Linked DNA regions of Homo sapiens: all the other regions are linked to region 2. The links are chromatin contacts, found by Hi-C or POLR2A ChIA-PET in ENCODE. All regions are on one chromosome and are shown on one strand. The core of a region is the stretch at or near the end of the contact, and the rest is flanking DNA. Distances in the headings are between cores, read along the strand shown. Region 1 overlaps PITPNM2 (phosphatidylinositol transfer protein membrane associated 2). Region 2 holds the start of SNRNP35 (small nuclear ribonucleoprotein U11/U12 subunit 35). Region 3 overlaps PITPNM2 (phosphatidylinositol transfer protein membrane associated 2).

The links. Hi-C counts contacts between places; a loop is a spot of excess contacts on that map. ChIA-PET counts read pairs that join two places held with the same protein, here RNA polymerase II (POLR2A). Pooled maps may share reads with other maps.
Region 1: a loop to region 2 is called in a pooled map, with 5 times the contacts of the local background. The contact joins the enhancer-like site here to the promoter of SNRNP35 in region 2. A Hi-C loop is called at or near these places in 4 of 50 pooled maps. POLR2A ChIA-PET finds 5 or more read pairs at or near these places in 4 of 52 experiments (activated CD4-positive, alpha-beta T cell, activated CD8-positive, alpha-beta T cell, activated CD8-positive, alpha-beta memory T cell and 1 more).
Region 3: POLR2A ChIA-PET joins it to region 2 with 12 read pairs in B cell. The contact joins the enhancer-like site here to the promoter of SNRNP35 in region 2. POLR2A ChIA-PET finds 5 or more read pairs at or near these places in 3 of 52 experiments (B cell, OCI-LY7 and activated T-cell).

What each region holds. Positions count from the first base shown.
Region 1 is chr12:123,074,001-123,078,126 of GRCh38, forward strand. All of the region lies in intron 2 of PITPNM2 (phosphatidylinositol transfer protein membrane associated 2), which reads right to left. Among named protein-coding and RNA genes, the nearest start is that of PITPNM2-AS1, 5.3 kb to the right of the region's middle. RefSeq lists an enhancer at 3,948-4,126. Within about 2 kb of position 1,976, at least 17 of the 41 ENCODE cell types and tissues checked have a DNase peak (open chromatin) inside an H3K27ac peak, as active enhancers do.
Region 2 is chr12:123,456,042-123,460,035 of GRCh38, forward strand. It overlaps SNRNP35 (small nuclear ribonucleoprotein U11/U12 subunit 35), which reads left to right and starts at 2,098. Exons shown (of 2, transcript NM_022717.4): 1 at 2,098-2,175. RefSeq lists enhancers at 1,785-2,651, 2,326-2,405, 2,652-3,517.
Region 3 is chr12:123,017,670-123,021,742 of GRCh38, forward strand. The region is part of intron 3 of PITPNM2 (phosphatidylinositol transfer protein membrane associated 2); the gene reads right to left. Among named protein-coding and RNA genes, the nearest start is that of MIR4304, 9.0 kb to the left of the region's middle. Within about 2 kb of position 1,447, at least 2 of the 41 ENCODE cell types and tissues checked have a DNase peak (open chromatin) inside an H3K27ac peak, as active enhancers do.

The DNA of each region.
Region 1 (4,126 bases), core at 726-3,225, 380 kb before region 2:
ATAGTCTTCAGGCCAAGAGCCCAGCAGCCATGCCCGGTGCAGAGCAGGTTGCATGTATAACTAATGAGTGAGGCAGAGGGAGGGAGGGAGCGAAGGAGTGAAAGAGCCAAGGATCCAAGTTCTGGTTCTGCCTTCACAGGCAGGCTACTCAACCCTCCGAGACTCGGTCTACTTATCTGTAAAATGGGAGCAACGCCAAGTACTTCTAGGGTGGCTGCAAACTGTTAAATCAGATGAGACTTGGGAAAGTGTCTGTGAAGTGGATTTAAGATCCCAGTGCAGACATAGGTTAAGGAGTTTGCTGAGCCCTGCTCTGGGAATTGAAGCAGAAAATGGGAGAAGCAGAATGCAAAGTTAAAGATGCCCAAATACAAATGCCACACTCACATTCACTGCACACACTCTCACATACCCCATAGGCACACACAGGCACATATACATGCCACACACATGCACACACACCTCACACACACAACATACCACACATGCACATATAAATACACACATGTCCATATGCACACAACACACACTCACATATACACCCCCCACATGAGCACACCACACACGCATATGCAAACACATCACACACCTCACATAGACACACACATGCCTACACATACACCCACCCACCCACACACACACACAAACACACACATATGGCCTCACAGCTCAGTACACCCTAAGCTTATCAGTCTCTGATGAATCCCTTCCCTTTGGGCTGGCGGCCCTCAGAAGCCCTGGACAGAAAGCCAGCACCCAGAGGCTCCCCTGCAGACACAAACATGCCAATCCCTGTAATACACCAGACCATGCAACAGAGCACCAGGGAGGAAAAGAGGGAACAGAGGCAGCTCTTTCCAGAAGTGGACAGGGACAGTTGTCTCACTCAGGTGAGACACTGAGCTGTAAAGCAATGCATAAAAAGGACAGCTGTCTGATCTTAACAATCCTGGGAACCGTTTACATGGGATCATGTTAGCATGAGAAGAATGCCAAATGGTAGGTACACCCCTGCTAGCAGGCAGGGAAAACATATTTGTGTGTGCGTGCATGTGGGTGTGAGCTTGTGAGTTGCATGTGCATGCCTGCATGGCATGTGCACATGTATTTGTGTGAGTGTGCATGTGGGGAGGCTGTGTGTGTGTATCTGCAAGCATATGTGCACTTGTGGGCAAAGGCGTGTATGTGCATGTATAAGTACGTGTGTGTTCAGGAAACTCACAAGAGAGACTGGGGGAGAGTTTAATGTTCATGAGCTTCTCTCTTCCTGCAGTTTAAGTCATCATGCAACACCACCAACAGACTTTTTCAAAGCTAGGCACGGGCTGGGCGGGGGCCAAGGCAGATGTTCTGAGTCCCAGAATCTCTGACCCGCATCAGAGCGGCCTGTCCTGCCCAGCACAGCCTGGGTGGTGGATTCCACCATGCTGCAAGCCAGGCCAGGGAAAAATAAATCAGACTTTCTCCTGGGAGCTTCACTGGCTTCGTGGGGTCTGTCTGAACCACAGGGCTTCCCACCACGCCCTTCCCTGAATCCCAGCGCTCCTGTCAAATTAAAGAAAGAACCACTCACCGCCTGAAAGCCAGCCAATGAGGTGATTATTCCAATTTTCCTGGAACGAGCTTTCCACACTTTCACAGGCTGGAGCCATCGGCGGCCCAGGCTCCCACCTCTCCAAGCTGCTCTCACGCCCCCTGCGGCTCCTTTCAAGTTAAGTCACCACTACGTGAAGTTATACTTTAGAGCAGCCGCTGAGAAAGGACACAGGAGGGCGGAGAGGCTGGGGCAGAGCACTCACGATCTACCTCAGGCAAATGCAGCCAGGCTGGAGGAGCCGGCCTCTCTCCTCAAAAGCCAGCTTGGCTCTGGCTGTTCTTTTGACTTTTGGGCTTGGTAACTGAACACACACTTGCATTGCCCTGAGCTCACACGAAAGCCCTCAGGGCAGAGGAAGCCCAGCAGCAACGGCAGGGCCGGGTGCCTCCCATAGAGGCTGAGAGCAGAGATGACGATCAGGTGCTGCCACTTGTGGGCTGGCCTTTAAGGTGTCACATCAGATTTTCCGCTCACTAGCAAACCAAAACCAAACTAAACAAAACTAGCACATGGCCTCCCCGCCCATCACATAACTCGTAAACCCATCAGAATTCCCAGCAACCAACCAGAATCCAGATGCCCGTAATGTTGTTAAGAAGCCTGCACACCGCCCAGATGCCAGGAGGGTCTGGGTGATTCTCCAGCCCCAAAGCAGAGGAAGAAACAGCACAGACCTGTGCAGACACAAAAGCATTCCTCTCATCCTGCCCAGTTGTAACCCATCTGATTGCTCAAAGAGAAGCACCAAGAATTGAGGGTCTCTGGGGGGCTCAAAGGCAGTTTTAAAGAAACAGGGCTTTGGGGAGATAAACATAGTTTAAAGATGCCCAACCACAGAACCACACAGGGAGTCCTGTCTCAGGCCACCTTCAAGGCTCTGATGCTGTTATTAAAACAATCTGACAGAGAGAATGCTGAAACAAAAAACAGAATCCAATCAGGTGCTCATGAGGCTGAAGTCCTATATTCAACTATTCACTTTGTGAGCCAATTCTGGTCCCACCCTCAATCCCCACTGCACCCTGAGACACAGACACATACTGGAACATCTAGACTTCTCTGCAGTCAGCCCTCCAAGTTGAGTGCCTCTTTCAGAGTTGACTATGGGTTCCCTGGTACCTGAACTCTGAAGCTCCCTGGTGAGTCAGACAGGGCTACTTGGTGTAACACTTCCTATTTAAAGATCAGAGAGGGGTTACTCTCAGACACCATTCAAACCCATAACTTCTAAGAACTGGGTGCTAAATCCGGTTTCTTTGGCCCTCACTTTCCATCAACACGGGAGCTGTTCTTGTTGACAACCAGGGGTTCTTTTTTCCATTGCCTGCTGCACAGGAAGCAGAGGTCACGGTGGGAGCTGCCTGTGCCGGGCATGGGTCGGAGTGTGTCTCCCCGGGCTGCGCTGCTGAGGGGTTAGCCTCACAGATTCCCTCTGGGAAAGCCACTTAAGAGTCATTCTGAATGCATCTACTGGGGATGGGGAAGAAATGATGCAGAATGTTGACCCACTGGGCAGCAGGCTTGAAATCCTGCCTGACCAAACTGTGCCGAGGGGCTGTCCCAAACAGATGGTGCTATCCAGACAGACACACTGGCAGGGCCGCTCTGCCTGAAGCCAGCCAGCAGACGATCCTCCCTACACCACCTTCTTGGAAATCTTGGTTATGGGGGATATCGGGGTGGGGAGGGACACCCCTTGTTATCAGGGGTGGAGAGGGACAAAACATTTCCTCACTGAACTCTCATTTTCAGATAATGAAGGATTGGTCAGAGAGACAGCCAACGTGTGGCCAACAATCACCACTCCAGAGCCCTGCCCCATCTAGGGCGCACGTGCATGCCTCTGAATTTCCTCCCCTTTCCTTGGTCCAACCACAGTCCAGGAAAGCAGATTTTCTATGCCCCGTGGCAATCACAGTGGAAAATGGAAGTACAATGGAGTGCTGTACCTACCCAAGCACCAGGAGGCAGGAGTCGAGCTACTCACAGACTCCCTAGAGGAGAACTCCACGCACCCAAACTCTGCTGTGCCCCCTCTGAGTTCTGAGCATGCCAGGTGAGGCCTCTCCCTCTCTCTCTCCCTCCATCCCAGCTCTTCGGAGAGAAAGCAAGCAGCCCGCGTGACCAGACAGAGCCTTCCTTGCTAATAAACCCATCCTGAGGCTGTGACATGTTTCAGAAGGAGCAGAAAATTACCTTTTAGGAAGCCAATGTGAGGGAAGGGGTGGGGGGACAAAGTATCAGAGCCAGGAGGTGTGCACCACAGGAGCCAGGCTGGGGTCGCGCAGCAGCCTCCCATCCCTGCAGAGGTCCGCTGAGCTCCCCATGCTGCCGGCCTCAGGGGGCCGCCCCCAGCACGCAGCTCTCCCAGCAGCCCATGCCTGGAGACAGAGGACACTGAGGAGCACGCGTGTCCCCAGGATGGGTGGACGGAGGAGCTGGGAGACTGGGCAGGGATGCCGGAGGAAGGGAGAAAGGCAGGCCGGAGAGGAAGGGGTGGGGAGCGGAGAGGGAGGGCGGGAAGGAGGG
Region 2 (3,994 bases), core at 848-3,347:
TTATAGGCGTAAGCCAACGTGCCTGGTTCTTTTTTTTTTTTTTTTTTTTTTTTTTGAGATGCAGTCTCGCTGTGTCGCCTAGGCTGGAGTACCATGGCGCAATCTCGGCTCACTGCAACCTCTGACTCCCAGGTTCAAGCTATTCTCCTGCCTCAGCCTCCCAAGTAGCTGGGATTACAGGTGCCCGCCAGCACACCCAGCTAATTTTTGTATTTTTAGTAGAGATGCGGTTTCACTATGTTGGCCAGGCTGGTCTTGATCTCCTCACCTCGTGATCCTCCCAACTTGGCCTCCCAGTGTGCTGGGATTACAGGCCTTAGCCTCCTCGCCCGGCCAGTCTGTTTTAACTATTAAATAACATTAGGTAGATTCACATTGTTGTGAAACCATCTGTACTATCTATTTCCAGAACTTCTTCATCATCTCAAATTGAACCTCTGTATCTGTTAAACAATACCTCGCCATCTTCCTAACACCCACAGCAGCCCCTGATAACCACTGCTGTACTTTCCAACCATGAATTTGACTATCCTAGGTCCCTCATATAAGTGGAACCATACAGTATTTGTCCTTATGCTTCTTTCACTTAGCATGGTTCATCCATGAACTACGTTCATTCATGATGTTGTAGCAATTAGAATTTCATTTCTTTTTAAGGAGAAATAGTATTCCATTGCATGTACTGTACATACCACGTGTGTGTGTGTGTGTGTGTGTGTGTGTGTGTGTGTGTGTGTGTGTGTGTGTTTAAAAGCATAGGGGTCAGCCAGGTGTGGTGGCTCACGCCTGTAATCCCAGCACTTTGGGAGGCCAAGGCAGGCAGATCACTTGAGATCGGGAGTTCAAGACCAGCCTGACCAACATGGAGAAACCCCATCTCTACTAAAAATACAAAATTAGCCGGGCATGGTGGCACATGCCTGTAATCCCAGCTACTCGGAAGGCTGTCAGGAGAATTGCTTGAACCTGGGAGGCGGAGGTTGCGGTCAGCCGAGATCGTGCCATTGCACTCCAATATGGGCAACAAGAGTGAAACTCTGTCTCAAACAAAACAAAACAAAAACAAACAAACAAACAACAACATAGGGGTCTTGCTCTGTTGCCCAGGCTGACAGGCTGAACTTGAACTCCTGGCCTCAAGCCTCACGACTCAGCCTCCCTAGTAGCTGAAACTGCAGATGGCCTCCACTGACAGTGGCTACCATATATTTTCAAACATAAAATTTTAAGCTATAGATTTTTCTTTTTTTTGAGACGGACTTTCACTCTTGTTGTTCAGGCTGGAGTGCAATGGCACCATCTCAGTTCATCGAAACCTCTGCCTCCCGGGTTCAAGTGATTCTCCTGCCTCAGCCTCCTGAGTGGCTGGGATTACAGGCACATGACACCATGTCCAGCTAATTTTGTATTTTTAGTAGAGAAGGGGTTTCTCCATGTTGCTCAGGCTGGTCTCGAACTCCGAACCTCAGGTGATCCGCCCGCCTCGGCCTCCCGAAGTGCTGGGATTACAGGCGTGAGGCATGCCACCTGGCCTTTTTTTTTTTTTTTTTTTTTATAAAGAAATTGGGGCCGGGCGCGATGGCTCACGCCTGTAATCCCAGCACTTTGGGAGGCCGAGGCGGGCGGATCACTTGAGGTCAGAAGTTCGAGACCAGCCTGGCCAACATGGCAAAACCCTGTCTCTACTAAAAATACAAAAAATAGCCGGGCGTGGTGGCGGGCGCCAGTAATCCCAGCTACGCGGGAGGCTGAGGCAGGAAAATCACTTGAACCCGGGAGGCGGAGGTTGCAGTGAGCCGAGTTCGCACCACTGCACTCCAGCCTGGGCGACAGAGGGAGTCTCCGTCTCAAGAAAAAATAATAAATAAGAATAAATAAATAATAAAGTAAAATGTCCCAGGTAACTGCATATTCGATAGTCTTTCTTTCAACTTAGTTGTTGAATTAGCAATTTTTCTCTTAAAAAAATTTTTTTTTAGCTTATTGTCTTCGGAGATGATAACACCCTCGTTGCGTGGGAGTAAAATTTTAAAGGTAAAACAAACAGGAAACGAGCGTCGGCGGCGAATCTGCTGCTACCAATGTAAAGGTCAGGCCGAGGCCGGCGCGGAGAATCTGCTGTCGCCTGCAGCTGCTCGCCTGTCTCCGTCGGAAGGGAGCCCAAGCTTTGCAGAGGTGAGTGGAAGCGGCTTGGAAGGAGCGGGCCCCACGCCGGAGAGAAGGAAGAGGGAGTGCGGCCCAGACGCTGTGCCCGCGCTTGTGTGGGGCGCCATGTTGAAACCTGGCAAAGGGGACGACATTCTGGGTTGCGTTGCGGGGAGTGGGGACGAGAGCTGGATTGGAAGGATGGCGCCTTACTCCCTGCGGCCCCCAGAGAAGGAGAGGGGCGGGGGAGCGGCCTCGAGGGTTGGCGGCCAGGCTGCAGGCTGGATGGGAAGGATAGGCTTTTCCACAGAAACTTAGGTGTTTGCCTCCGAGGCCCACTGCGCATGCCCTGGAGGGCTCTGTGGGTTCCGCCTTCAGTTTTGCTTTTCACAGGAGGGGCAAAGTCTTTTTTTTTTTTTTTTCCTTTTTGAGACAGTCTTGCTCTGTCGCCCGGGCTGGAGTGCAGTGGTGCGATCTCGGTTCACTGCAACCTCCGCCTCCTGGGTTCAAGCGATTCCACTGCCTCAGCTTCCCGAGTAGCTGAGACTACAGGCGCCCGCCACCACGCCCTGCTAATTTTTTGTATTTTACTGGAGACGGGGTTTCACCATGTTAGCCAGGATGGTCTCGATCTCCTGTCCTCGTGATCCACCCGCCTCGGCCTCCCAAAGTGCTGGGATTACAGCCGTCAGCCACCGTGCCCGGCCAGGAGGGGCAGAGTCTTACCCCGAAGACCCAGGAAGGAGAGGCTTCATTTATTTTTTTGTTTTTCCCCAGAGACAGGGAGTCGCCCAGGCTGGAGAGCGGTGGCGCGATCTCGGCTCACTGCAGCGTCGACATTTCGGGTCAAGCAGTCCTCCCGCCTCAGCCTCTCAAGTATCTGGGACCACAGGCGCGACCCCACGCCCGGAGAATTGATTATTGATTGATTGATTGAAACGGGGTCTCACTTTGTTGCCCAGGCTGGTCTCGAATTTCTGGGCTCAAGCGATCCTCCAGCCTCGGCCTCTCAAAGTGCTGGTATTACAGGCGTGAGCCAGCGCGTGCCTGGCCAAAAATTTTCTAAATTTGTATAATAATTTATAATTGTAATGCATTTTTATAGACACCATATGATCTAATCTTCACAAAAACCTAGTGAAGTGACATTTAGCTACATTTCACAATAAGAATCCTGAAGCTCAAAATTTACTGACCTCAAATAATCCACCCGCCTTGGCCTCCCAAAGTGCTGGGATTACAGGCATGAGCCACCGCGCCCTGGCCCCCACCATTCATTTCGGCTCTCATCCCCTGTTGATGAGTAAAATGAGAATGAGGCCCAGGCGCGGTGGTTCACGCCTGTAATCCCAGCACTTTGGGAGGCTGAGGCAGGCGGGTCATCTGACATCAGGAGTTTGAGACCAGCTTGGCCAACATGGTGAAATCCTGTCTGTACTAAAAATGCAAAAATTAGCTGGGCGTGGTGGTGTGTGTCTGTAATCCCAGCTACTCGGGAGGCTGAGGCAGGAGAATCACTTGAACCTGGGAGGCAGAGGTTGCAGTGAGCCGAGATTGGCCATTGCACTCCAGCCTGGGTGACAGAGTGAGACTTTGTCTCGAGTAAAAAAAGAGAATGTAAAAATCGAAAGAGATTGTTGTAGGAAATCTCAACCTAATGCTGCCGGGGAGGAAGTGCACCTAGAAAGATTAATGAGAAACAATGAAACCAGCTGTTAGTATCTATAGAAGCATGCAGATGAGAGAGAGAACAAAATCCATGCTTATCCGTTTGTAATTCTCCTCCATTTTAATTTGAAGAAGTCTTAAAGTTTTGAACAGGAGCTCTGTGTACAATAATATCAGTTTT
Region 3 (4,073 bases), core at 197-2,696, 440 kb before region 2:
TATTATTCAGTCACAAAGAGGAATGAAGTAATGCTACATACCACAACATGGATGAACCTTGAAAAGATTCTATTAAGTGAAACAAGCCAGACACAAAGGACCACATATCCTGTGATTCCATTTACATGGAAAGTACAGAAAAGGAAAATATATAGAGACAGAAAGTGAATTAGTGGTGGCCTGCTGCTGGGGAACATGGGGGAAATGAAGAGTGATGCTAATGGGCGCAGGGCCCTCCCTCCCTCCATCCATCCCTTCCTCCCTCCCTCCTTTCCTTTCCTTCATTTTCTTTTCTTTCTTCCCTTTCTCTCACTTTTCCTTCCTTCCTTCCTTCCTTCCTTCCTTCCTTCCTTCCTTCCTTCCTTCCTCCCTCCCTCCCTCCCTCTTTTCTCTCTCTCTCTCTCTCTCTTTCTCTTTCTCTCTTTCCTCTTGCTTTGTCACCCAGGCTGGAGGGCACTGGCATGATCACAGCTTGTTGTAACCTCTAACTCTTGGGCTCTAGTGATCCTCTCACCTCAACCACCTGAGTAGCTGAGACTACAGGACCATTCCACCACATCTGGTTAATTTTTTAAAATAATTTAATAATTTAATAATTTTTAATTTCTTTTCTTTTTTCTTTTCTTTTTTTTTTTTTTTTTTTGAGACAGAGTCTCATTCTGTCACACAGGTTGGAGTGCAGTGGCACGATCTAGGCTCATTGCAACCTTCGCCTCCCAGGTTCAACCGATTCTCCTGCCTCAGCTTCCCAAGCAGCTGGGATTACAGGTGTGCACCACCATGCCTGACTAATTTTTGTATTATTAGTAAAGACAGCGTTTTGCCATGTTGGCCAGGAGTTTGGGGTCTCAAACTCCTGACCCCAAGTGATCCGCCTGCCTCGGCCTCCCAAAGTTCTGGGATTACAGGCATGAGCCACTACGCCCAGACATGCTCAACTAATTAAAAAATTTTCTTTTGTAGAGAATGGAGTCTCACTATGTTGCCCAGGCTTGTCTCAAACTCTTGGCCTCAAGTAATTCTCCTGTCTCAACCACCCAGAGCTTTGGCATTACAGGCTGGTACAGGTTCCTTTTTCTTTTTCTTTTCTTTTCTTTTTTTCCTTTCCTTTCCTTTTTTTTTTTTTTTTTTTGAGACAGAGTCTCACTCTGTCTCCCAGGCTGGAGTGCAGTGGCGAGATCTCAGCTCACTGCAACCTCTGCCTCCCAGGCTCAAGTGATTCTCCTGCCTCAGCTGACCAAGTAGCTGGGATTACAGGCGTGTGCCACCAAGCTTGGCTAATTTTTATATTATTAGTAGAGAAAGAGTTTTGCCATGTTGGCCAGGCTGATCTCAAACTCTTGACCCCAAGTGATCCACCTGCCTCGGCCTCCCAAAGTGCTGGGATTACAGGAATGAGCCACCGTGCCTGGCTGGTACAAGTTTCTTTTGAGGTGATGAAAGTGCTCTGGAATTAGGTAGTGGTGATGGTTGCACAACTCTGTGAATATACCGAGAACCTTTGAACTGTACACTTTAAGTGGGTGAATTATATGGTGTATGAATTATAGCTCAAGTAGCTGTCAAGTTATTTCAAAATCCCGTGGGTCAAGGGGGCCTGAGGGGTTTGCTGAAGAATGTTCTGTTGCTTGGCCTGGTGCTGGTTACACAGGCATATTCACTTTTTGCAAGACCATCAGGGTAGACACTTATGAATCATAAACTTTTCTGTATATATACAACACTTGAATAAAAAGTGAAAAAGAATTAGGAATGAAACTGGGAAAGAAAAGTCTGCAGGCTGCTCAGAGCACCCCACCTTTAGAACACCAGGCCGATGAGGGCCCTGCCACTCAGCCATCTCCCTGACACAGCTCCAGCACACCACTATGAGCTGACTCTTGCCAGGCAGCAGGGTCTCTGAGAATGAGCAAGCGCTCCTCTCTCCCTCCAGGAAAGCCGCAAGCCCCATCAGCCAAATAGTTAAAGCTGAAATAACCCCAAATAGCAAAATCCCCCACCCAGTGGAGGGCCTGTGCAGCCCTCACCCAGAGGAGTTCACAGAAAGTAGAAGAAAGAGATGTCATTGTCCAGGCTGGTCTGCTTTGGGAAGAATCATCCCTGCTCCAGACTTGGAGTACGTGGAAGACCTACCCCAAAGAGAACAACTATCATGTGATTAGAAGACATGAGGGGAGGCCTTCACTCAGCCTCAGGGGGGTCAGGGAAAGTGACCTGCAGGGGAGCTGGGAGGTGGGGAGGCACTCACCAGGCAGGGGTGGACAGGACAGATATGCTGGGTAGGGAGGCAGGTGACAGAGCTGAAGGTCTGTGTCTAGAGGGAGCCCTGGAAGCGTGTGGACTCAGTTGCCTGGGTGTAGCCTGCGAGGCAGGAAGTGGCAGGGAAGGGCCTGGGAGCTAGGCAGAAGCCATATCACAAAAGTTTTTTTATTTTTTTATTTTTGTTTGTTTATTTGTTTTGAGACAGATGAGACAGAGTCTGGCTCTGTCACCCAGGCTGGAGTGCTATGGCATGATCTCGGCTCACTGCAACCTCCGCCTCCCAGGTTCAAGTGATTCTCCCACCTCAGCCTCCCGAATAGCTGGGATTATAGTCACGCGCCACCACACCCAGCTAATTTTTGTATTTTTAGTAGAGATGGGGTTTCACCATGTTGACCAGGCTGGTCTCACACTCCTGACCTCAAGTGATCTGCCCGCCTCCGCCTCCCAAAGTGCTGGGATTACAGGAGTGAGCCACTGTGCCCGGCCATAAAAGGAGCACAGTTTTGATGCTAAGGGAAGGAAAGGGTTTAAGCAGGAGAGGAGCACAATCTAATCTGGGTCCCAGGAAGAACGTCCTGGTACATGTATAGAGAATGGGAGATCCCCTGGCATGGGCAGCTGCCCACAGGGGTGTTCTTTCCTGGGTTTAGATAGGAGGTGAGGCCCCCAGCTCCGGGAGCAGCAGGAGATGCCTCTGTGCTCAGCAGGTAGGCCAGGTACTTAGCGGCTTTATGAACATGAAATCTTGGTAGCTGAGGGCAAAGGAGAGAAGGGAGAGGCCGGGCTGCAGTTGAAAGTGGTCAGTGGGCGAGGCACAGTGGTTCATGCCTGTAATCCCAGCACTTTGGGAGGCTGAGGCAGGCAGATCACCTGAGGTCAGGAGTTCGAGACTAGCCTGGCCAACATGGCAAAACCCTGTCTCTACTAAAAACAATAATAAAAAAAAATAGCCAGGCGTGGTGGTGGGTGCCACTAATCCCAGCTACTTGGAAGGCTGAGGCAGGAGAATCTTTGAACCTAGGAGGCAGAGGTTGCAGTGAGCTGAGATCATGCCATTGCACTACAGCCTAGGCGACAAGAGCGAAATTCCATCTCAAAAAAAAAAAAAAAAAAAAAAAAAAGAAAGTGATTAGTGAGCCCAGGTACACTTGGTACACTACAGACCAGTGACTCAGCCTTTTCCTGCCCACCATGGTGGGATAGAGGCCCCATGCCCCTGCGCAGCCACCCACCCTGCCCATGGGCTGAGATCTGCTCCTTACCCTGTGCCCAAACATGTCCTGTGCTCAAACTGGGTAGAGGCCACAAGGTCCAGGCAAAAGGGAGCCACATCTTTACCATGTGGGCCACAGGGGCCCCAGCCCTGTTTACTGAGGACCCACCTGCTGAGAATTTCAGTTTATTTATTTATTTATGAGATAGGGTCTCAATCTGTCCCCCAGGCTGAAGTACAATGGCATGATCATGGCTCACTGCAGCCTTGACCCCCCAAGCTCAAGCAATCCTTCTGCCTCAGACTCTAGAGTAGCTGGGACTACAGGCGTGCACCCCACCACACCCAGCTAGTTTTTTATTTTTTTGTAGAGTGCCTTGGTCTCTCAAAATGCTGGGATTACAGGAGTAAGCCTCTGTGCTCAGCCTGGGAATCACAGTTTCTAAATCAAGCCCCACTGCGGTGTCAGGTGAAGACCATTCCCCTTGAACAGCAAGCTGCCCTTCCCTGAGGATGTGGGGCATGGAGTTTACCTTCAGCTATCAGGGTCCAAGAGGGGCTCCCTCTCAGGGAGGTGGCAGAACATGCGGGCTTA